6 separate regions of the Homo sapiens genome follow, and all the other regions are linked to region 2. A link is an interaction called in ENCODE POLR2A ChIA-PET data of the cell type or tissue named here. Cell type or tissue: MCF 10A. All regions are shown on one strand. Region 1 has its middle 72 kb from the start of LINC00687. Region 2 overlaps LINC00687 (long intergenic non-protein coding RNA 687). Region 3 has its middle 71 kb from the start of LINC02871. Region 4 overlaps BTBD3-AS1 (BTBD3 antisense RNA 1). Region 5 overlaps BTBD3-AS1 (BTBD3 antisense RNA 1). Region 6 has its middle 130 kb from the start of LINC00687.

The links. ChIA-PET counts read pairs that join two places held together with the same protein. Peaks named below come from ENCODE experiments on the same cell type or tissue, not always from the same donor. Only the 100,000 strongest peaks of a DNase experiment are listed, where the experiment ranks them.
Region 1: POLR2A ChIA-PET joins it to region 2 with 5 read pairs; 2 of 35 experiments call an interaction of 5 or more read pairs at or near these places.
Region 3: POLR2A ChIA-PET joins it to region 2 with 6 read pairs; 1 of 35 experiments calls an interaction of 5 or more read pairs at or near these places.
Region 4: POLR2A ChIA-PET joins it to region 2 with 6 read pairs; 3 of 35 experiments call an interaction of 5 or more read pairs at or near these places.
Region 5: POLR2A ChIA-PET joins it to region 2 with 6 read pairs; 2 of 35 experiments call an interaction of 5 or more read pairs at or near these places.
Region 6: POLR2A ChIA-PET joins it to region 2 with 5 read pairs; 4 of 35 experiments call an interaction of 5 or more read pairs at or near these places.

Annotation. Positions count from the first base shown.
Region 1 is chr20:11,796,919-11,800,918 of GRCh38, forward strand. No RefSeq gene overlaps it. Among named protein-coding and RNA genes, the nearest start is that of LINC00687, 72 kb to the right of the region's middle. In MCF 10A, no CTCF peak of the experiment used is centred here; no DNase peak of the experiment used is centred here.
Region 2 is chr20:11,848,244-11,852,243 of GRCh38, forward strand. The region is part of intron 1 of LINC00687 (long intergenic non-protein coding RNA 687); the gene reads right to left. Among named protein-coding and RNA genes, the nearest start is that of LINC00687, 20 kb to the right of the region's middle. In MCF 10A, no CTCF peak of the experiment used is centred here; DNase peaks (open chromatin) are centred at 1,508, 2,268 and 2,848.
Region 3 is chr20:10,953,060-10,957,059 of GRCh38, forward strand. No RefSeq gene overlaps it. Among named protein-coding and RNA genes, the nearest start is that of LINC02871, 71 kb to the right of the region's middle. In MCF 10A, no CTCF peak of the experiment used is centred here; a DNase peak (open chromatin) is centred at 1,562.
Region 4 is chr20:11,905,705-11,909,704 of GRCh38, forward strand. BTBD3-AS1 (BTBD3 antisense RNA 1) reads right to left here. Exons shown (of 3, transcript NR_186407.1): 3 at 3,700-4,000. It also overlaps a transcript of BTBD3 not described here. Among named protein-coding and RNA genes, the nearest start is that of BTBD3, 10 kb to the right of the region's middle. In MCF 10A, no CTCF peak of the experiment used is centred here; DNase peaks (open chromatin) are centred at 1,577 and 2,127.
Region 5 is chr20:11,910,805-11,914,804 of GRCh38, forward strand. It overlaps BTBD3-AS1 (BTBD3 antisense RNA 1), which reads right to left. Exons shown (of 3, transcript NR_186407.1): 2 at 2,510-2,872. It also overlaps a transcript of BTBD3 not described here. Among named protein-coding and RNA genes, the nearest start is that of BTBD3, 5.1 kb to the right of the region's middle. In MCF 10A, a CTCF peak has its summit at 1,630; no DNase peak of the experiment used is centred here.
Region 6 is chr20:11,743,406-11,747,405 of GRCh38, forward strand. No RefSeq gene overlaps it. Among named protein-coding and RNA genes, the nearest start is that of LINC00687, 130 kb to the right of the region's middle. In MCF 10A, no CTCF peak of the experiment used is centred here; no DNase peak of the experiment used is centred here.

The sequences.
Region 1 (4,000 bases), 51 kb before region 2:
AGGGGTAGGTCTCAAACTCACACATCACTGCTTTGGTTTTTGATAATCCTTCTAGTTGAGGGCCTCTACCTGAGAGCAGCTGCTGCATTGTCCATTGCAATTCAGTGCCAACTTTGCTGGGGGAATGTCAAAGATGAACAACACAGGGCTCTAGTTAAAGTGGTAAAGACAGATTTTAATCAATAAGAAGAGTTGCAATAGAGAAAAGAGTGCAGCATGTACTGAACTCAACTTCCATTTGTTCAGATGTGAATGCATGTTTTAAAGAGAGAGTAAGGGAATATGGAGGGGGGAAATGGTGGTGGAGGGGAGTAGTAGAGTCAGAGAAGTGAAAAATTACAAAGGGTTAGTCAGTTTAAATGCCATTAGGCCAGCTGTGTCTGCCAGCTAGCAATTAATCAAAGTTAGGATTCTATCTTCCCACTGAGACTGGAAGTCAGAGGCCCTATCCTTGGGTGTCAGCCACAACAAACAGTGAATCTTCTTTGGCAGCCTTGAGTTTTCTCAGGCAGTCACTTTAAAGAGGGGTAGGGTCATTTAGGGATGTGGCCTTAGCTGTTAGAAACTGTGCTAGTGTTTGCTCACATTTATAAGCCAAGGTTAGACCTAGTTGAGAGGAGGGCTCAAAAGAGCCTCACTAGAGTTTGGTAAAGGAATCTTTGGGTCGTCCTCCTTGAGCTTCCAAGGCTTCAAACCCTGGGGCCACTCAGCATTCCCTGGAGCCTCCGAAGCCTGCAGATGGAGGCCATGCTCTGTTCCCAAACCTGGGCCCCTGAACACATGTGCAGGGCACCTTAGTCAAGAGAATGACTTGGCCTGCCCCTTCTACCTTGGCATCCTTGTAAAAAGCCACTTTTTTTGCTTTTTTCCAATCAAAAATAAAATAAAAACCCATCATGGAGATTGGCATCTGGCAGCATGTCCCCTGATTTTGTCAAACTTGCTTCTTCATGTCCAAATGCCAGTTTCAGCCTAAAGTGGGTCTTCCATTTCATTGATAAATATAGGTATTCAGCCTTCTCTTATTTACTCTTTAAGACTACTAGATCTATCCCCCAGAGATTTTAGGTCAATTGATCATAGATTATTAAGAGCTGCTGTTATTTTAGGTAATTTTTATTCTTTGAAAAATTAGAATATTCTCTTTCTACATTCTGCTCCAGGACATGGATAGCCACCTCCCACAAGAGTCTCTCCCCACAGGATTCACTAGTCCGGTTCACACTTCCCTATTCCATGTAGACTGGGGGTTGTTTTCCAATTAGAAGATGTAGGTAAAATGTCATTGTCAGGAGGCTCCCAATTTCCTCCTATGTATCTCACTTAGAATCAGAATATGCTCTCATTGGCAGCTTCACTATGAACAGCCACAGTCCCCAGAAGTACAGCTTACAAACTAAAATGGAAAGGATACTTTTTTCTACTCAATTAGGTTTTTAAGGGGAAAATAACTTTTTTTTTTTAACTTAGAAATGTTAAATTGAAGAAGGAAGGGACCCTAAGTATGAGTTAATACCTTGGTTATTACGCTGTTTGTCTCCATTCACTGTTTAGAACTAGCCCTCCTTTTATACCCAGGTTTGAGTAGAATGTATTTGTCTGCAGCATGCTACCTTAGAGTTTAAAGCCCTCTGCACGGCTGTACTTACTGTGTTAAATCTGTGAAAATACATTTTAAATGCTTTTCTCAGCTATCAATGGCTTCATAGCATTGTAGCTTCAAATAATCTATTCACTGTGCTCCAAATGGAAGCAGAAGAGAGAAGCCACTCTTGGGGAGGACAAAAGAAAAGGATAATAATAGCTAACACTCATAACTTACATGCTTATCATGTATATTTACCTGCATATGCCCAAAATTATATATTTACCTATATATGCCCAAAACTCTTCTAAGCACTTTATATTCATTAAGCCATTTATTAAGTAAACTAAGCACAAGGATTAACAGCCTGAGTATTTTACTCTGAGATATCTGAGTTTAGATTTTCTAGCTGAAACAGTGGAATGAGGACCTTGGCAAACCCTCTTCCCTATAAAATAATAAAAATACAAGCAAAAAAAAATCACATACAATCATTTCTTTAAAACAGTGAGTCTGTGTCATTTTCACTTGGGACTATTCCCATCCCACCGCCATTCCCAGCTCAGTGGCCAGGTGACTATAAAATGCCTGCAGCCTGGCAGCCAACAGAGAAAACTGACCTCTTTGGAGCTCCATTAAAAGCTGCAGCTCCAGAGGATAGTCAATATGTTGATCAAATTAGCTGCTCTCCAGTAAATCCCCATTCTAAGGCAGGTTGTTTTTTCTATTTGATTTGACTTGAATCTCAGATCAGATAAAAAAAAAGTACTATCCTGAGGGCATGAATGAAAACAATAGCAATCTCCTGGTAACACTGTCACATAACAGCTGCCTAAGGCTGTAATTTCACTGGGGGCAAACAGAACCCTGGACAAAAATGTAAAAGGATGACTTAGAGAACTAGATGACCATAGGGAACTTTAAAAAGCTCTGACATATTTCTGAGACTCTAGAAGGGATGTGTGCCTGTGCAGGGTTATGCACATGAGTAGGGCGTGCCCAGGAAAGACCTGGGAAAGGTGAAAGCTCCAAACACTCAGCTCTTATTGACCTTGAAGTCATGCATAAGCAGGAGGTGAAAGCTAAAGCCGACTCCTATGCTGCCTGAAGATTGAAGGTGTGTCTTTGCATAGAGAGCTCCATGACTCCAGGCAGTTAAGGAAACCTGACAGATCAGTGGCTAATCCCTAAGTGTACTGACCCAGGAGTGAACTCTAACCCAGTCTTAAAACTGAAAATAACACTTAAATTAAACAAACAAACAAAAAATGCTAGTAAGGAAGTCATGGGCTGCATACTGCAGGGAATATAGAATCTAGAGGATTCCTCTAGGAAAGCTGATGACAAATAAGTAACAACAACAAAATGCAAAGTGGAAACAACCATTTTGTTAAGTGGGGTGAGGGGCAAAGGAGAGAAGTCTGATACCAGAGTTGCTACTATGTTATCTACAATGTCTCAATTTCAGCAACAAATTATGAGACATGCAAAGAAAGAGGAAGGTATGGCCCATATAAAAGAAGACAAGCAGCCAATAGAAAATGTCCCCAAGTAATTCAGATGTTGGCTTAACAGTTAAGGACTTTTTAAGTTAGCTAGTATAAATATAGTCAAAGAGCTAAATTATGTCTAAACAATTAAAGAAAATTTTGATGATGTTTCATTGAATAGAGATAGGATTATAGAAAGAATTCAAAAAATTCTTGAGTGGGGAAGTTCAATAATTGAAATGAAATATTGACTGGAGAGGCTCAACAGCAAATTTGACCTGGCAGAAGAATCAGTGAACATGAAGATTGGCCAGTTGAGATTATCCAGGTTGAGAAAAACAGTTTGGCAGTTCCTCAAAACTCAAACATAGAGTTATTATATGACATAACAATTTCACTCCTAGGTATAAACCCAAGTGAATTGAAAACATACATCTACAGGAAAATTTGTACATAAATGTTTATTGCACCATTATTTACAATAGCCAAAAAGTGGAAATAATCCAAATGTCCATCAATTTATAAATTGATTTTTTAAATGTTATATATCCACACAATGGAATATTATTCAACTATTAAAAAAATTAAGTAATGACACTGCCACCATATGGATCAACCATATGCTTAAAAGCACTGTGCCGGCTGGGTGTGATGGCTTACGCCTGTAATCCCAGCATTTTGGGAGGCCCAGGCAGGCAAATAACGAGGTCAGGAGATCTAGACCATCCTGGCTAACACGGTGAAACCCCGTCTCTACTAAAAATACAAAGAATTAGCCGGGCGTGGTGGCAGGAACCTGTAGTCCCAGCTGCTCTGGAGGTTGAGGCAGGAGAATGGCGTGAACCCGAGAGGCGGAGATTGCGGTGAGCCGAGATCGCACCACTGCACTCCAGCCTGGGAGACAGAGTGAGATTCCGTCTAAGAA
Region 2 (4,000 bases):
TTCTGAATCAGTACATCTGGGTGAGGCCTGAGATTCTGATTTACAACAAGCACCCAAGTAAAGCTGACATTGTGGGTTTAGGGACCACACTTTAACTAGCACTGTTTTTAACCATCTGAAGTAACTTAATTACATTAAATCCTTATTTTTTAAATGGTAAGGTATTAATCAATTAAAAACCCATACAAACACACTGCACTCACTTTGTGAAAAAGCTTAAAGTTGTGCTACAGGAATTGACTAAATAATGACTGCAGGTCATTTTAAGTACTATGTGCCTCATAGATAATTCATGTTTATTCATAGGAGGAAAAAGTTAATCTAGGCCAAGTACAGTAACCACCAGCCAACATGAGAAATCAAAACACAAAAACAAAATAAAGACTGTATATTAGACTTTAATTATTAGCCTGTGTACGAAATGAAAAATCCATCTCAAGGTTTTCTTAAATTACAAGGTTTTGCTTCTCCTAATTGTGCCATTTGTCTTATTCCCTCTAAAATATCTAATAGTGGTATACTCAGTGGCAACCACATACTCCACGGCTCAGAATAATTTATATTTTCCCCACTAATAACAGATTGCAGATGCTCTCTTGACAGTCTTTAAGATTTCAGACCGATTGCTAACCAGCTGCTTATGTAAGACATACTAGGTCAGATTGGTTGCGATCCAATTAATATTTTAAAATCATCCTACAATGAGCTTCTAGAAATTATTATAATTAAGCTGGTTGTTATGCGCTTGCCCTTCCTTGGTCCCTAATTTAATTTCCTTCGGTGATTTCTTTCTTCTACCTATCTTTCTACTTCCATGCTTAAAATAAAAAGAGCAAATCACTTCCTTCTAAAATCGTATTCATATACCCTCATTTTATCTTGATTATTTAGATCATCTTCCTTTTATTAGTAGAAAAATTACATGAATACTATTTTAGGTCTATTTTAAATATGGAATAAGCCTCCGAGAGCAAGAAACTCTTAAAAGACTATGGGAGAGTTAACAGTTACATCTATGTCTGGTCCAAAGATATAAAGTTAAAAGAAAATGCTAGCTTCTGTAATATGGGACCTGAGAGGGGAGGTGTGGAACAAAAACCTCACACACTCCATGTGTAGATTCAAAGATTTATGAGCTGTTACAAGTAAACACACACCCATACACTCTAATGGAATTGTCTTTAGATCTCATAATGTGCTCCCGAAATAAATCCCTTATGTCAACTGGGGTGTTAGAATGAAGAAAAGAGAAATCTGGCTTACATCCAGGTTCTACCTTTCTCTCTCTCTTTTTTTTTTCTTATTTTCTCCCTCCTTTCTCTAGGCTCCCTGTTTTCCTTTCTTCCTCCCTTTCTTCTTTCCTTCCTTCTATGAAAGTTGATCAGATGAAATCGGGTCATTCTTGTCACGGTCATCTAAAGCAGAGTCAAGAGGCCAGTGAGGAAAAGCACTCCGGGAACATAACATTGCTCTAAGACTGTAATTCTGTGCAATCTTGGCTGCTAAAACTGCCTACTGTAACCTGAAACCAGTTTTATCTAATGGCTTCTGAAACAAGGGGGTGCAACACAAAGTCTAGTTTTACCCACCAGAGTCACTCACCAGTCAGAGCTTCCCAGCTCCCCACAAATTTTACCAGTGCTAATGAACTTTCTGAAAGAGGCGTATGTAGTGATTCTCCTTTTTATAATATAACATTTCCAACCTCCTCTTTGTTCTGCAGACACACCAAAGACCACCAACCAGGTCTGTGTATATGACCTGAATTTCAATTCTTTCTTTCCAAATAAAACATTAAATCTAGAAATTCACTTGTATTAAATACATATTTTATTTTGCCTTTGATCCTCTCTTCCTTCCTTCCTTTCTCCCTCTTTTTTCCTTCCTTCCTCCCTCCTTCCCTCTCTCCCTCCCTCCCTTTCTCCTTCCTTCTTTCCTTCCTTCCTTCCTTCTTTCCTTCCTTACTTTCTTTCTTTTGCTACAGCTAACTCGTTGGATTTTTGAGGATTAAATCAATTAAATTTAATAAAATGTCACGGTAAATGCTTGATAAGTATTATTATTATTATTACCTTGGTGACTATAAAACAGAATGCTGTTCATTAATCCTTTTGTCCTTGGCATCTGCTATGGTCTGAATGTTTCTGCCCCCGCCAAATTCATATGTTGAAATCCTAATCCCCAAGGTGACTAAATGAGGGGGTGGGGCCTTTGGGGAAGTGATTAGACCACAGGGAAGAGTCCTCATGATATGATTCATGCCCTTATAAAAGAGGCCCAAGAGAGCTCGTTCGCCCCTCCTGCCAAGTGAGGACACAACAAGAAGTTGGAACCTGACCATGCTGACACCTTGATCTTGGACTTCCCAGCTTCCAGGACTGTGAGAAATACATTTCCACTATTTATAAGCCACTCCTCCATTTATGGTATTTTGCTACAGCAGCCTAAGGGACTAAGCATTTATCTGACCATTATGTAGAACCCAATTCTTATTGACTATAATCTCTCTGTCCTGGACATCTACATTTATATTCTTTTCATAATGCAAATAGAGTTTGGTTTGATGTATGATCCAGCTTTTTGGAATCATCTCCCAAATAAATATTTGCCTTTGAATCCTTGTCTCAAGGTCTACTTTTGGGAGCTCTCAGACTAAGATATATATTTAATGTTGAGAATGTTAAATTGAAGGAAACATGGATAAACCTAAAATTCATAGCAGACCAGACTGCCTAGGAAATAGAAGAGAATCTAGTGGAATGAAACAAACGTTAATTAACTCTGAGAAGCAGGGCTTGAAGGCAAGAATGGGCTTGTTCAATAGGTCTCCTTGGGCAGGGAAAAGTGGGGGTGGTGTCCATCTTGATCTTACTCATGGTTCTGAAATGTAAATTAGCCACCAGAGGTCACAGTGAGTGAAAATGTCATCAGGACGTTTCTTAGAGTACTCGTGGTACTATTTTCCAGTTTAAAAGAACAAAATAACAACAGCAAAAAAAGCAGAGGATGTGAATAGGAAACTCACAAAAGCAAAATGAGACGAATTAATTTATAGAAGTTACGAAAAATACATAAACTTATTATAAATTTAAATGCCTTTAAAAACAAATGCCCAGTTCTCTTACTGGGACTATTGAAAATTACAAAATCAGACTGACCCTCATACTGAAAACAATGTAAAATGCTAGCTAAAATATGAATAACATATTTTTAGATGCATGCTGACTTAATAAGTAAGTGCGGACTTTTCAGGGGCCAAACACCAATTGAAAATAGTACATCGGACAGGCCAGCAGACAGTCAAGGCCAACTTCAGGCTAAGGACATTTGACAAGTCCAAGGAAATTTGAGATTTGGTGGTTCTCAAAATCTAGTTGGGGGATGGAGCTGACTGGGATCAGGAGACAAAGCCAGAGCTTACACACATACAATGCGATCCACACAGGGCTATGCCCAGAGCAAAGATAAATGGTGGGGAGGTGGGAAGCTGCCTTTACTGCCTATCCTCCACAAATTCCCCAATGCTTCACACCACATGGATCAGTAAGAAAAGTGGATAATCTGAGACCTTAGCATTGGGTGAGTCACAGCTTGTTCCTTTCATAAGTCTGCAACCTAATTACTATTACCTGTATGGTCTGAAAAGCCTCAAGCTAAGAACTTGGCTTAAGGCTGCATTTTTGGGGTTAGATTAGCTTTACTAAATAAACCCTGGAGGCCAGGAGTTTGAGACCAGACTGAGCAACATAGTGAGAACCTATCTCTAAAAACAAACAAACAAACAGCCAGATGCAGTGGTATACTCCTGTAGTCCCAGCTACTTGGGATGCTGAAGCAGGAATATTGCTTGAGCCCCAAAATTTGAGGTTGCAGCAATCTATGATTGGGCCACTGCACTCCAGCCTGGGTCACAGAGTGAGACCTTGTCTCTACAAAAAATATTAATTAAAAAAAGCCCTGAAATATCAGTGGCTTAACACAATGCACATTTATTTATCGC
Region 3 (4,000 bases), 900 kb before region 2:
TAGAATTTTCAGAGGACTTTTTTATTGGTCACCTGGGCAAAAAATAAGATAAAATAAACATGTGAGCAATATTGTAGAAAACTATTATAAGCTGTTTCAGTGGTATTAAAAAGTTCTCTATCACACGGATGCCTAAAAAACAGGTCAACAGGAGATGTAGAGGCCACAGAACTAGAAAAAGCAGTATAACTTTTACAATGCAGTTACATTAACATCCTAACTGAATTCCTTCATTGTGGGGTTCATAATTGACTGAAGTTTTTAAAACCTTTTTACTACTTAAAAAAGTAGCTTAAGCTTTTGATTTTTCTGTGTTCTATTATTTATATTCTTGTTCAGAGTATGGATTTGGAGGGGTGTTTTTGACAATTGGTTCAATTTCTAAGGATCAAAGACCTAAGTAAGGTATGACTCTCTGTCCCTGCCTCCATCCCAGAATGGCCGCTTTACCATCATGCAATTAGAAGTTGTAACTGCTTTGCTAACAGCACTGTAGAACCATGCCACTCAAGTATCCTAGAACAAAGAAGTAGGGAAGACGTCTGGGCAGGGTTAATAGTCTTTCAGAACTGTCTCTGACTTGAATAAGCTGAGTGACTTTCTCTGGCTAAAGAACAATAGAAAGTATGATGCAAGCAGAGACTTGCAATGTGTTTGAGCATTGGGGCTGGGTCTTTCTTACTGCTCTTTGCACCTTGAGACCACCAAGTGAAGGAGCCTGAGTTTGTCTACTAGAGGATGAGACACCTGACCCAATCACCAAACATGTGAGTGAAGTTATCTCAAATAAACCAATCACCAGCTGACCACAGGCACAGGCACCTGAGAGCCCAGCATGTCATTCAAGCTTTCCCAGACCTGATCTGCCCAGATGAACCACAGAATAATAAGCAAAATAAATGGTTGTTGTTTTAAGCCAGTAAGATTTGGGTTGGTCTAAAGAAAACTGACGTAGCTTTGAAAACACAGTGGCCCATATAATTTTTAAAGTCATCTTATGTTCACAAACTCTTAATTATCCTTGCGTTACTGTGAAAGGTAGATTAATTTTTATCTTTTAGTGCAACAAGTGGGTGGATCTAGAATTCCTCATTTGCAGGTAGTTTATTCTTAGGACTAAGCAGCCCTAGCACCCCATTAGAGGCAAAAACTCTTAAGAACTACTGGGATACACTCTATTTACCCTTTTGTGCTCAACCAAATTTCTACTCCTCCATTCCCTCTACCCTGAGGGCATCTTAGCAGAGAAAGAAACTTCCTGGCCCGTACTTTTCATACTCTACCTGTAGAATAGGGGCCACATGAAGGGTTTCTGTCAGACTCTCTCTGCTCATCAATGCCTGTCATAGAACTTACACTGAGCTGGGCTCAGCTGGTTAGTGATGTGACTTTACCAATATTGAGGGTCATTGCAAAGCAAGGACCTGACAAGTAGAGCCGGGCTGTAGCCTGAGATTTGGTCCTGGCACAAAGGAAACAAATTACTTAATGAATGACTGCAAGTCCTTGATCCACCGAATGTGGGCCTTTACCTGCCTAACACGAGTGTTGACTTGTTAGCTAACACATTCCACCTGGAAGAGTCAGCAGGGAAACCCCAAGCTGGCCTGGCTCTGGCTACAAGAATTCCTGGCACATCAACTGCCGAATAATGGAGTGAAGCTTGCAAACAGAGGAGATATTTTGATTCTTAAGCCACTAGTTCCGGATGTTCACTTCTGAGATTTCTTTGCAGATGCAAAGGAGTTGCAGGGTATAAAGAATATGAAGAAGAGAATCAAGAAACCTGACTTCTTGCCAGAGCTCTGCCAACCATTAAATGTGTGAATGTGGCCAAGGCACTGTCCTTTTGGGAGCCTCCATTTTGTCACTGGTAAAATGAGGAAGCTGAATATATTTTCTCTTGGGAACCTTTGAGGTCTATGTATATGTCTTATTCAAGTGCATAAATACTCTAAGAGAGAAAGGATCTTTGCATCTTAGAGAAGTATATAAACTCTAATATGCATAAAGAAACAGCTGGGAATCTTACAGTGAACATTCTATTCAGGAAGTCTGGGTGGGGCCTGAGAATCTGAATTCTATTAAGCTCCCTGGTGATGCAGATGCTGCGAGCCTATGGACCTCACTTTGAGTAGCAAGACCCTACGGGATGCTCTTCTTATGTTAACCTCTCTTAGTTCCGTGTAGAGCAGGGATGTTTATTGTCAGGCTAACATGAGCAGAAGACTTGAAAAGCACAAATCATTTGAATTTGTTGTTTTTGAGTGCTCATAGCATGAGGAATCAAGAGATAATTTTTCTTGTGGTTTTGTAAATGTTTAAGGCTAAATTTGTTTCTGGAGTCCCTTCTGGTTTTGGTGAGTGCTTCCTGTGGAGACTTTCCATTTCTGCTGCTGTGATTTGGAGTGAACTTCTAGAGATGAAGGTTTTAAAAATGTCTTTGATGTCTCTTATGTAGAACCACATATTTCACAGATGAAATTTATTGCAGGATGACCAAAATAATGATCAAATGCAGAACAGCTAGAAACTTGTGTAGCAGTTGTGAAACATCCTGGATAATTAGAAAACTTTTAATTAAATCATCAGTGTTTGGTGATAAAAAGGTAAATATTTTTAAAAAGACTCTCATTGTTATGAAAGTGTACCTCAAACTTTAATTATTATGGCCTAGGTTGGGATTTTAGATAGTAAGCCAGTCTGTTTTTTTTTTTTTTTTTTTCTTCTTCTAGTTGGGGAAGGTAGTTGGTGGTGGTAAAATGGTCTGGGAAGCTACTCAAGCACTCTGCTTTAAAATCATCCCTAGACAGTTTTTGATCTCTGGTATAACACCAAGGGTTAGAGGGATAAAGGAAGACAATTCTTTTACATCTGTCTTGAGGAAAAAGCAAATGTGGGAAGATGTAATTTTGCTTTATTTCCCAAGGGAAATGCCAACAATTTTTATTGTTTTCTAAACACCTAGGAGTGGTAATTTCCCCCACCCTCTTTGGCAGAGTCTACACAGGAACTGCAAATTTAACTGTTTTCAGGGGCTAGGCCAGTAAAATAACTGAGTGAAAAGGCTGGAACAAGACTAACAAATGGTGGAGACTATACTCAGATGGAAAATTTGTATTCCACCCTAACAGCATAGACTTTATGCATTTCCCATTTTTTTCTAATGATGTAGAAAATCTCTTATATTTTTAAATGTTTAAACTGAGTTTATGAAGAACAATGCACAGGCCCAACAAAACATACCTGTAGATTAGATTTGTTTCAGAGAAGGATGACCATAATTAGAAGATCCCTGGTCTCAGTTACAGATCTAGTTTTTGGTCTAGAGATTCAATACCTTGTCCCACAATATGAAAATCCTGACATTGTTTACTCAGATAATGATGAAATGTTTTGCAGTTTGAAGAATTGTGATCAATACATTTATGTTCATCACATCCCATAAAGATAAGAGATCTTCCAGAGTCTGAAAGAGATTCTCTGTTTAAAATATATTAATGAAAATTAAATATTGAAAAAAGGTACTCAAAAATTTCAGGAAAAATTATGTGTCCTCAGAAATAATTTTTTAAATCATAAATATATTATATTTTCTGACCTTCTTATCTATGAACACTTAGGTAGTTCCAAAAAGTTCAAAGAAAAAAAGGTAACTGAATATGAGGTATACATAAGTTGAACCAAATTGTTTTTTGTGTAGCATTATACAGGACACTTAAAAATATTTTGTTATTAGCTATTTTCTCCTTAGCATCTTCAAGGTTGTGAGTATAGTTTTGCTATCTAGAGATGAGTTAAGTTTGATCGGCTTCTTTTTGAAATATTGAACTTTTCCTGGCTTCTATGCATGGCGCCTGTGGTCTTTTAGGCTGTTTCTCTTTCCTAAACAAGAACATCCCTAAGAAAGTTCCTAAAATCTGTTCCTTTGCATACACTTCCTTCTTCACAAAACACACTCTTTTTCCCATAGTTTTGACTAGAACCATATGAGGCCAAT
Region 4 (4,000 bases), 57 kb after region 2:
AGCAGCATCAATAGTAATAAAAGTTACAGAGCCAGACTATGGAGCCATTTTTATCTTTTTTAGTTCCTGGTGAAACTCTTGCCTTTTCTGTTAGGAGCAAATGATCCCTTCCATTGTGGCCTTTGTTCTGCATCACCACTAGCAGATGTTGCTGGGAGGTTGCAGAGAGATTTGGTCACTTGTTCTACTTACTTTCTTAACCAGTGCAAGTCAGAACTGCTTAAAAGGCTTCATACTTTTAAGTCATATACACATTGAACAACAGGCACACATGGAATGAATTTACCTCACCCTGCCTTCTAAGAAATATACTTTTATGGCCAGTGAATTCGTTATTGAAAAATTTGAGCAGATTTATTTATTTATTTATTTTGGCCAACACAAATCTCAAAACTATGACTTTACATTTTCAACACTCTTAATGGTTTTTAAAATCATTGCTGGTGGTAAAGGTTCCATAAACACACCGGCCCAGCAAGATACTTTCCAGTTTTGGCCAAAAATAAGTTATTCCACTACTGATACCATAATTTCCATTTATTATTACTCCTTTTTTTTTTTTTTTTTTTTTTTTTTTTGAGACGGAGTCTCGTTCTGTAGCCCAGGGTGGAGTGCAATGGTGTTATCGGTGCTCACTGCAACCTCTGCCTCCCAGGCTCAAGTATTCTCCTGCCTCAGCCTCTCAAGTAGCTGGGATTACAGGCACATGCCACCACACCTGGCTAATTTTTGTATTTGTAGTAGAGATGGGGTTTCACCATGTTGGACAGTCTGTTCTTGAACTCCTGACCTCAGGTGATCCACCCAGCTAGGCCTCCCAAAGTGCTAGGATTACAGGCGTGAGCCACCATACCCGGCCTGTTACTTCAATGTTGTAAGGGAATATATAGATGGAAGTTGAGAATTCTTTATTTTTTGTAAAAAAGTCAAACACCTGATTACTTGCCTGATTCTTCTTAGTGAAGTGAGACAGAGACTCATGCATGTAAGCAGTATACTTTTCTACTTGTGCTTTTGCTCTGCAGTAATCTGAAATGAGACATCGCCCATCTTAGAATTGTGGTTTATTTGCAGGGGAGGCATGCATTTTCCTACTGCCCTATACACACAAGCCTATTTTATTACTTTGTTTGAAGACTGGGTGTGTCTAATGTAGTGGAAATTCATCGATTCAGTGTTAAGTACAGGTGAAACACATTTCAGGACCACATTAGACAGTCTTTTTAATTATCCTTTTTTTTGGATTATTCATGTGACTGCTTTCCTCTTTTCACGTGAATTGCTGAGAATTTATCATCCTTTCCAGTTCATTAAATCATTAAAATTCTTTACTAGCACTATAAATAAATATGCCAGGCCATGAGTTGAGGCCGGTTGATAAAGGCAGCTTTGTCCTGGTAATAGTTCTTGTTCCTGGTTAACCCACACTTCTCTGTGAATATGTGTATTACATTAAATTTTAGACTTTTAATGTAGTGAAGCCTTACTCTAAGCATGTAGGGACTTGCTTTAAGTTGAGCTTTGGTGTTTACAGTTGGATTAGCTGTGAGATTAATGTGGTATTATAATACTGCATTTGTGCTTAGACATGTTCAGGAGAGCCCCAGGACACATTTAATAGGTATTCAGGTTCTTTTCCACTCTACCTAGTCTAAGCTTGCATCTCAGTCAACTAGAAACACTGTAGATCTTAGTTTCAGACCATTTTGGTCTAGGACCAGTTGCACCCCACAAGTGTGATCTGGAGTTCTAATTGGACTTGGAAGTGTTGGGCTTTAACCTCCTCTTGTGTAACCATTGAAAGCCAGGTGCATGGGCATGGCACTGTTGCAGATATGGAGATGCAGTCCTCAGAGAAAGCACACTTTAATCAGGCAACATAAGGCAAGATAGAATGTGAGAAAGTACTGCATTTGGGCATGATGAGTCTGGAAGCACCAGGAAACCTTCCTTGCTTAGGTATCCTTTGGACTGCGTCTTGAAGGATGGGTGGGTAGGCTTTTTATACGTAGGGTTGTACAGAAGAAAGGGCAGTGAGGATGGCAGGAAGCAATGGACCCATTTGTAGTGTGGGAATAGTCTGGTTTGCAGGGTGGGTGAATGAAGAGGATGAGTCAAAAGATCTAATTGGGAATTGAGCCAGGTCATGGAGATCCAAAATGCATTGCAAGCCATGCTTCCTCTCACTGGGAAAGGTGAGACAGAATTTCTTCCCTTCTTCCGGGGCGGATGCTTGTTTGCACTTCTCTGGTATGTGAGAGAGACCTTCCTCAATTTAGATGATAGCCCCTTAGGGAAGAGCATTATAGAGTAAAGATTTGACCACATGCCTCTTTTTGTCTCATTTTTGATGCTATATTTTAAATTTTACAAGAGTGTTACTTCAGTCAAATACTGACATCACCCAGGTCTCCTATACGGAACTCTTAGTAGAAATTATGGCATCTCCGCAGATGACAAGTAAAATCCTTATGCAGAGAGACCTGACTCAGATGTAAATTGTGATCACCATTTTCAGAGATTGTCCTTCCTTGGTCTGGTTCCAGTCATCATCACCTTGGATCTTGTATGAGTTCATATCTCTGTTAACTATGGTGGAGTGGTTGCTTCTCTGTGGTTTTTTTTTTTTTTTTTTAAATAAGGTACTGACAGTTGAGTTGCCACTCTTTGAAGATGTATTTTGACTTTAATGTTTTTAATCTGTTTATTATGGTTAAAGTTCCTATGTATTATAAATGCTGTCCTCCCTATTGTTATGTGATGCAGAGACTGGAGAAACTCAAATTTAAGAACATGTTTTCATGAATAGTCCCCACTTTAAGTGAGACTTATTTTAGCATTATTTCATGAGCAATTAGATTATTTTACTCTAAATCTCTGGGCAGTTCAAGTACTGACCTACTTATATAGTAGCTCTTAATTAAAAAAATAATTATTTTTATTTTAGAGAATATTAGAGAATTGAATTTTTTTTGAAATACTCTATTTTCTTAGTTCTAATACATGTGATAAAGCTAGGTATGGAACCTCAATTTTTATTCTGATTATAATAGCATGAGAGGTTGAAGCAACAAAGAAGTGCTTTATCAGTGTCGAATTATTATTTCCTGCAGCAAATGGTGGTAGTTTGTGAATGTTACTTGGTGTTATTATATTTAAGGTTATACCAACATTTAAAGTATACTGTGCCTTTCTATTGTGTACTTCACAACAGTTGATGGGGATTGTATACTTTTAAGCTAATTAAAAGTAGCATAAAACGGCCAGGCGCGGTGGCTCATGCCTGTAATTCCAGTACTTTGGGAGGCCTAGGCGGGTGGATCACATGAGGTCAGGAGTTCGGGTGGATCACATGAGGTCGGGAGTTTGAGACCAGCCTGACCAACATGGTGAAACCCCGTCTCTACTAAAAATACAAACTTAGCCCGGTGTGGTGGCGCATTCCTGTAATCTCAGGTATTTGGGAAGTTGAGGCAGGAGAATTGCCTGAACCCTGGAGGCGGAGGTTGCAGTGAGCTGAGATTGTGCCATTGTGCTCCAGCCTGGGCAACAAGGGCGAAACCCCCTGTCAAAAAAAAAAAAAAAAGTAGCATAAAATGTATCTTTTAATTTGGTTCTAGAAGAGCTTTTACTGTGAGTTTTTGCCAGAAACTGGTTTCTGTAATAATGCTCTGTTACAGCCTTCTAATTCTACTTGAATTTTTTGTTAGGGAATATTATTGTTATTTATTTTAGAAATGTAGGTGCCTTTTTTCATTTTTATTTGGTGGTATCTACTCGAGAGAAGGTATGTTAGAAATTGAGTGTTAAGCTACTTTGTAACTTCATGTATGTTTAAGTTTTCCCACAGCAAGATTTCTCAGATTTCACTCAGCATAGCAGACCTCTTAATGTTAGATCTTGTATTGTTTGCCCAAAATAACTATATTTCATTCTGGTCGCATACATTGTAAAACAAAGGATAGCATTTCATTAAATAGTAATTAATTGAGACCTTCTG
Region 5 (4,000 bases), 63 kb after region 2:
ATTAATGCTGGAACTCTTACCAGTCCTGGCAATGCAAATTCTCATTTTGAGATTTCCATCTAGATATTCTACCATATCAATGGTTGTCATAGTAGCAGTCTCAATTGAGAATTGTGATTATATACTTTATCAAATAACTACTTGATGAAAGCTCAATTATTCTAATGTAGTTCAGCCAGAATTCTGAGCCATCATCTTGCCTGGTTAAGGAAATAATTAAGCAACCTAAAAAAAAGATTTCTTTCTTTCTGTTGAATTGTACAAATTTTACCGTATTTCACTGACTGTAGGGTGCCATCAGGTGTAAGACATGCCATTACTTTATGTACTGCTAAGAAAGGAAAAAAAAAAGCCTAATAGTTACACTCATGAGATGGCATCAATTAAAAGACACAAACCAGTTTCAGAGATGTTAAAGTGGCGAGGGTGGGGGAGGCACAAGGAATCTACAGTCCATAAAATATGGCACTTACATATGTACACAGAGTTTTAGTTGGGTATTGGTCATAATCATATTAAAATGTAAAGAAAATTATATTAAGTAAATAACTATTTCTGGCAAATATTATACAGATTTTTTAAATCCTAGAAACCTATAATTGGAAAAGATAGGCGATCATGTAGTCAATACACCTGAGGAAATGTACCATGAGATCATCTAGAGCAGAGTTGTCTAACCTTTTGGCTTCCCTGGGCCATGTTGGAAGAATTGTCTTGAGCCACACATAAAGTATGCTAACACTAAGGATAGCCCATGAGCTAAAAAAATTGCAGAAAAAAAAAATCTCATAATGTTTTAAGAAAGGTGGCGAATTTGTTTGAGGCTGCATTCAAAGCCATCCTAGGCCTCTTGCAGGGCCGCAGGTTGGACAAACTTGATCTAGAGTATGTAAAACTTAGCAATTGGTTGCCTTTTTTTATTGAAGTATCTTCAACTTTACAAAAGAAATTATAATATTCCTTTAAATAGCCATCTTCAGAGTATCTCCTGGTAAACTTTATATACCCCTTTTCAAGATCACTTAATGTATGGAAGAGAATAATTTGGGATTTAGATGAGTAGTTTAGTATTCCAAACAAGGTGCACACTGAGACACAGTGTGTATGTAAGAGCTATAATCGTCAAATGTCATGGTAAGTGCCATATGGAATTTTAAAAAGAATCATCGTTCCCTGCCTTCTAAGAATTACCACATTCTACCTTTGGGCATTCCTCCCCACCCCCCGCTCACCCCAAATCTAAAGTACAATTCAAGGTTAACTGGAGCTCTGTGTGGTGAAAAGGTGGCTTAATGAAACTGACCATGAACCTTATACTGTGGACAGCACTGAGGTATGCCTTGGCCAAATACTTGGCCTTAGTTATCAACCTTGGTGCTGGAATTCAAACTGGGTCATTGTCGAGAGAGGCCAAATTGAGTTGCTAGTGAGATATGGCTGGGTGGCTAGATGGGCTCCTTGCAGGAGGCTGTCTCAGGAAGTGGGCACAGCAGTGAATCAGCCAACAGGTGGCCTCATGGAGGTTTGAAGTCCACAATGGGCACCCAGCCTGAAGTGTGGGTTCAAGTGCAGGTTTGGAAATAACACTGTGGGATTTGGACATTGGGTGTGGACCGGATCACAGTGCACAGCACAAATCTTGCTTATTATTGAACCTTCCCTGCAAAATCAGATTCACAGCAAAATGGGACCTGCTTGGCCCATAGGTGGGGCTAGAGGAAGCCTGCAGATAGGATGAAATGTCAGTAGCTGTGCAGTCTGAAAAGAGTACAAGGATGAGGAGCTAGATTAATCTTTGAGATTTTGTGTTTTAGATGATTGCATCACAAACGTTTCCTGCTTTGGGCACAATTGCTGCTAATGGTGAGAACTTACCTTTGTAGACTGTTTTTAACTAAAGTGCTTTCACAAAACATATAATCTTGCCTTCACAATAAACCTGAGGGAGAAGCTGGGTCTAATTACCCCATTTGGCAGATGTGGAAAATGAGGCTCACAAATACTGACCTTAAGGTCACTTGTTGTTAGCTCTTGCTTTTTTAGCTATGCTATGCTTCCAGCGCTTGACTCCATATTTATTTCCAAATTTAGAAAGCATATATAGTCTGTTTTCCAGCAGCTTCTGCTGACTTTGGGGACTGCCAACATTTTGTTGCTTATCTTTTTACCTCCCAAATCAAAAGCATAATTTTTGCTCAGTATTGAAGGGACAAATAAGCAAAAACAAAACACTATTCCCTCATAACTTACCAGATTAAACTACTCTCCTCTGTTAGGTTATGTTAATCATTTTTGGAAGTGATAGGTATTTCTTCAGTCTACCTTACCTTGTTTAAACCTCTGTTAACCTCACTGCTGTTGCTTTTTAGCGGCCTTGTAGTAAACCATGTACAAGTCCAGACAAGGAGTCCAGAGTTAGAGCAAGTTAAACAAGAGTTGCCAGCATTATTAGTTGTTGACATAGAAGTTGGTGTTAACCGTGAATAGCTGGTTTCTAACTTTATTTTACCTGGAGAGCCTCTTCTGTTTTTGAGCAGCGTCCTCACTGCAGTTCCTTCCTTCCATCTCATTCCACAAGTATCCTTTCAGCATTCTTGCCTGTAGTGTGCCCCTACAGGGGTGCAGACTACATATGTTCATGGTTTTCATCTTTGTAAACTTTAAAAGAAAGCTCTTCTTTTAAAGTAGATTAGAAATATGACAATTGAGCATTCTGTAAGTGTGTGAGGTAATTACTGTGAGTGAATATTAGAGTGAATGAAGCAAACAACATGACAAGCCAGGAGATCCGCCTCGTAGTCCAGGTGTTGCCCCACTTCTTTACTGTGGAATTTTCACAAACCCCTTATACTTCTGACACCAGTTGCCATACCTGTGAAAAAAGAGTTGCATTAAATGATTTCTGGAGTCCCGTTCAGTTTCAAACCTCATTCAGGTCTGCAAAGTGAATATGTCAGATTGTATTAAATAAAGGTAGGATTGCTGACAAACCTTCCAGTGGTGAAAAGGATGATCTAAGTGAGCTTAAATTCTGTGGATAATTTTGTTATTATTGGGAATTGAATGGAAATAGGTTAACAGTGATTCAGCTTTCTGGCAATTATAAAATCAACTGAAACACACTATTATTAGCTAACTTTTTAAGTTTGGTTTCTAGTCTTGCTCACCGCCGTATGCCCAACACCTAATACACTGCATAGTCAGTATGTTTTATTTTGGGAATACTTTCATACAAACTTGATGGACTTCTTGGCCTATTTACCTCATTAGGGCAGACAGCTCTAAAATTCAGGAAGTGTAGAAACAAGTGATAAAATGCCTATTGGAAAGAAATTTTAGGAGTAAAATGTAGCAGTAGACATCAGGCTGCTATCCTTTTTTACCCTTCAACCCAGTGGGTGATGTTTCTGGGTTACAGACTCAACAGATGGAGTTTTAACTATTTATGTTTAATCAAGGAGGAAAAGAAGCCATAATTTGTATTTAATGTAGTAGACTATAGAAATGAAAGAATAAAGTGATACCAAAATTTTGTATATTCAAATCAATCTTATAGTTTTATAACATTTTAACCCTAACATTTTATTGTATTTTGGGTTGCAATTACTCATGGCAGATGAAAGCCATGGCTTCTCTTTCTAGAAAAATAAATGCACACATACTGCCAATTTCACCGACAGCTTGAGGAGTTTCATGAACTTGCCATCATCTGGTGGTCCCTAGTCTGAATTCTTGATAGAAAATAACCTAGTATGTTCATGTATACATATGTAACTAACCTGCACATTGTGCACATGTACACTAAAACTTAAAGTATAATAATAATAAAATAAAAAAAAAAGAAAAGAACCTAGTGTGTTAAACCTTAAATGCCCTTAGAAATAACCTAGACCAGTGTTTCTTAAACTGTGGTCATGAGATCAGTTGAATGGATTATGACCAACATTGAAAAGAAAAGAAGAAAGAAGAAAATAGAAAATATCAGAGTGTATATCATAAC
Region 6 (4,000 bases), 100 kb before region 2:
GAGACATTCACTTTATTTAAGAAAAAAATCCACTCTTCCATTTAAACAATTACCCCTAAAAGACAACAAAAGAATGTATTTTGGGTGATTTTTCTTTAGGACATGCCCACACATTTTATCATGATACATGTACTATTCCAGAAGGGCGGGGAGAGTGGGACTGTTGAAAGTCCATGTAAAGAAATCATAATGTGAAGCAAGCAACAAGAGAGAAAACCCTTCTTATGGTTTCACATCTATACATCAATTGCTACGATTTTTTTTAAGTTTTAGTGTAAGATATTTAAGTTCATGTTTGCATATCAGTGTGCAGCGTAGAAACATACATATTTCTCCGGGCTCAACCACACATGTGGCAATGTCTCTCCAGCAGCAGACTCCTCTCACAGTAAGTCTAAGGAGCGTTGGCCGAATGAGACTTCACATTCAGTGAATTTCCACTATCTCTTCAGTTTCTCCGTGCTACTGAAATCTCATTGTTCCACTCAGAATTTATCTTCTCCTAGGAATCTCTTTCAAAGCATTTCACTGACTATGTCAAGCCAGAGTAAGTAAAACGCTGATGAGCTTGGATTTCCACTCCAGTCTCTCAGCCTTTCTGTCTTATAGTTTGGCATCTCATTTCTACATGATATCAGATGCCATATTAGAAATTCCTGCTTGATCTTGAGATACATCAAAGGTACTGACTGACAGGTCATTAGGTACAGCTTAAATTCAGTCTTTAATCACTACCACTTTTAAAACATTTAATAGTGTAATTAGGAAAAATTCATAAAGACTTGAAAACTTCACATCATAATAAATCCAGATTTTAGTGAGGCTGTCAGATGTTGTTACCTCACTCTCAATACCAGTACCAGAAGGATGAGACCGATTCTCCACATATTCAGAAATCATATTCTAGATGAAGATATGAGCTAAATGCCCTATTCTGGTCTATTCTTTTCATGTTTGTGTGTTCCCTTCTCTGTTTATTGAAAGATGTCACTGAATTTAAAAAATGATAAGATTCAAAGTTCTCACTTAAAAGTAAGGATACAAAATGTCTTAATCAGGGAGAAAATTTTGGGAAAGAAGAATACTTTTTTGTATCAAAAGATTAAAAGTTCTTTTCAAAAATGCTATTAAATATGAACTAATACCACATTTGACTTATTATACTGAAACTAAATCATCAAATCATCAAGCACCCAACATTTTGCACTTATAAATTTAAGATGTCCCAGATAAGGAGGCTATGAAGAAAAGACAACACTGGGAAATATTTATTTTTCAATTAGTAAGTTTTCTCAACAGGCTGTTCTATATACCAAGAATTTTATTTCAGTGGGAAAGAGGCCATAGTTATTTTTATTTCATTATCAAATCATAGCATGATCAATAAAACATATAGATTGCATATTAAATACAAATCTGCTGATAATATTGACTATGCAACTATGATCTTTTTCCTGGAGGGTGAAAAAGGTTCAGAGTGCATGCTATCCAATATAATCATGTGTTTGGTATCATATGCTTCTTATGCCTTCAACAAATCTCTAATTTTACATTAAAATAGATGTTGGGTTTTATGCTCCTGCAAGGAGAAAACCTGAATTCACAAGCAGAGCCATATGACAGGAGATACATTCAAAATATTTTGCAAATAGAATATGCCAGAGTTAGCACAAAAGTCTGCTTTGGGGGAAACTTCTATTATGAATAAAATTGTTGTTTGTCACTTTTATTTTACCAAGAGGCAAATTAGTCATTGCATAGCCTGTTCTATTTTTTTCTTGAAATCAGGTCACTTAATCCCTTCTGGGATGTACTCAGAATGAGAGCCTATATTTTCCTCTCAGATTAATCTGGAGAGAATTTCAAGTTGCAGGTCTTCATATAATAGGGCATATGGAAATGGAGTCTAAAGTGTCTGACACTTTAAATGATATAACTTTATTCAAAATGGCATTACTTGTGAATATGATTTAAATAAAAATGTAGGTGAATTAATCCCCACATGACCTCCACTGCAGTAAAATTATATTCCTGCAATGTGCTTTGTATCTCCTATATCCTGAATACAGCCGGTAACCTCAAAATGCCAGCATTTGTGAATGGAAACCTATTTCTGAGCACAATGTATTATTTCTTCCTAGGATGTAACAGTTATTATTCATTTTTCTTGGACAAGGATTCATGTTGAATAATATGTATAAAGTTAGAACTAGCTAAATGCAGGGAATTCAAAAGTGCAGGTGAACAGTCAATTCTTTATTCACATGCCTGGCTTTCTTCATGTTTCTAACTATTGTGGCACACTCTGAGGATGAAAGGTGAGGTTGTTTCAGTTCCATGACTTAAAAGCTGAACAACTACTGCATAATTATTCGACTGATATTATCTGTAAGAGAAATCTGCAAGATATAAGATTTCTTGTTTTCATAAAGAGTCAAAATATGGATTTGAATTCTTATTAGAACCCTAACTACATAGGAAAAAGATACAGAGAAAAATAAGCCTAGAAGTAGATAAATAGATATACAGAGCAATAATTAGCAAATGCTCTATAGTGAAGAATCAATTCATTATATTTTTAACTTCCAATCTGTCAAGGATGGATACTTTTGTAAAAATAAAATAAAAATGATTAATAGAACATGAAATAAAAAAATAAGCAAAGGGATACAAAAGACAGGCCCAGATTTTTATTATTTGTTTAAAGAGTCACAGAAATTACATTGCAATGAATATGATTATAAAAAAGCATAACAGAAAAACTGCTATAAAAGTTTCCAACTGCTCGCTTGCAACTCCTGTACTTTTTTCATCACAGATGGGCACTAGTCCACGGACCTCACTTTGAGAAACATCGAGATAGAACATATATTCTTGGTTTTTCCTTCTCCATATTTATTAGGTATTTGGTACATATCTCAGCATTTCTAAACTGTATGCTAGCAGCAGCACTTTAGGAAAACAAGTATTTCTTTTTCTATGCCTGCCTCTTCATCCCTGAGTTTGTAGCTGGGGATGATATCAGGAGGCTGGCAAAGGTATTCTGCTACAGGAAAAAAAAAAAGTAAGACGGTTCCTATCCTAAAGAAGCATAACCCAGTAGAAAAGAAAAACATCATTAACTTGCTAATGTAGTGTCTTCTCATAGTGGTCATGGATGAGTGGCATATCATAAACTTATTTCAAGGTGAGTTTCCTTATGTACACCACGTAGTGTCAGTAGACAGAAAAAATATTCTATGTATATGGATTCTCCCACATTTCCAATAAATGATGTCGCTGTGATTAATAAAATATTTGTTCATTTTTAACTGGTACCTAAATTGATAGTAACTATTTGTCAATATGTATACATTCTGTGAATAAATTCTAGAGATGCAGCTACAGTTGTAGAGGGTGGCATTCAGAAGGGGAAACCCTGGCCAGGCGCCATAGCTCACACCTGTTATCCCAGCACTTTAGGAGGCCCAGGCGGGCAAATCACGAGGTCAGGAGTTCGAAACCTGCCTAGCCAACATAGTGAAAACACCTGTCTACTAAAAGTACACAACGTTAGCTGGGTGTGGTGGCGGGCACCTGTAATCCCAGCTACTTGGGAGGCTGAGGCAGGAGAATCACTTGAACCTGGGAGGCGGAGGTTGCAGTGAGCCGAGATCACACCATTGCACTCCAGCCTGGGCAATAATGCAAAACTCCAAAAAAGAAAAAAAAAAAAGGAAAGAAAGAAAGAGAGAGAGAGAGAAAGGAAGGAAGGACAGAAGGAAGGAAGGAAGGAAGAAAGGAAGGAAGGAAGGAAGGAAGAAAGGAAGGAAGGAAGGAAGGAAGGAAAAGAAAAGAAAAGAAAAGAGGAAGCCCCAACAAGAGCTTGTAGAGAAGATGGAGCAACAAGGAGAGCTGAAGTGGCTGGAGAAGGCAATGGGTAGAATAGAAATTTGAGTTTGCAATGAAAGGATGGGTATAACTTTTTTTCATAGGAGTCTCTCTAGATGAAGGGACTAAC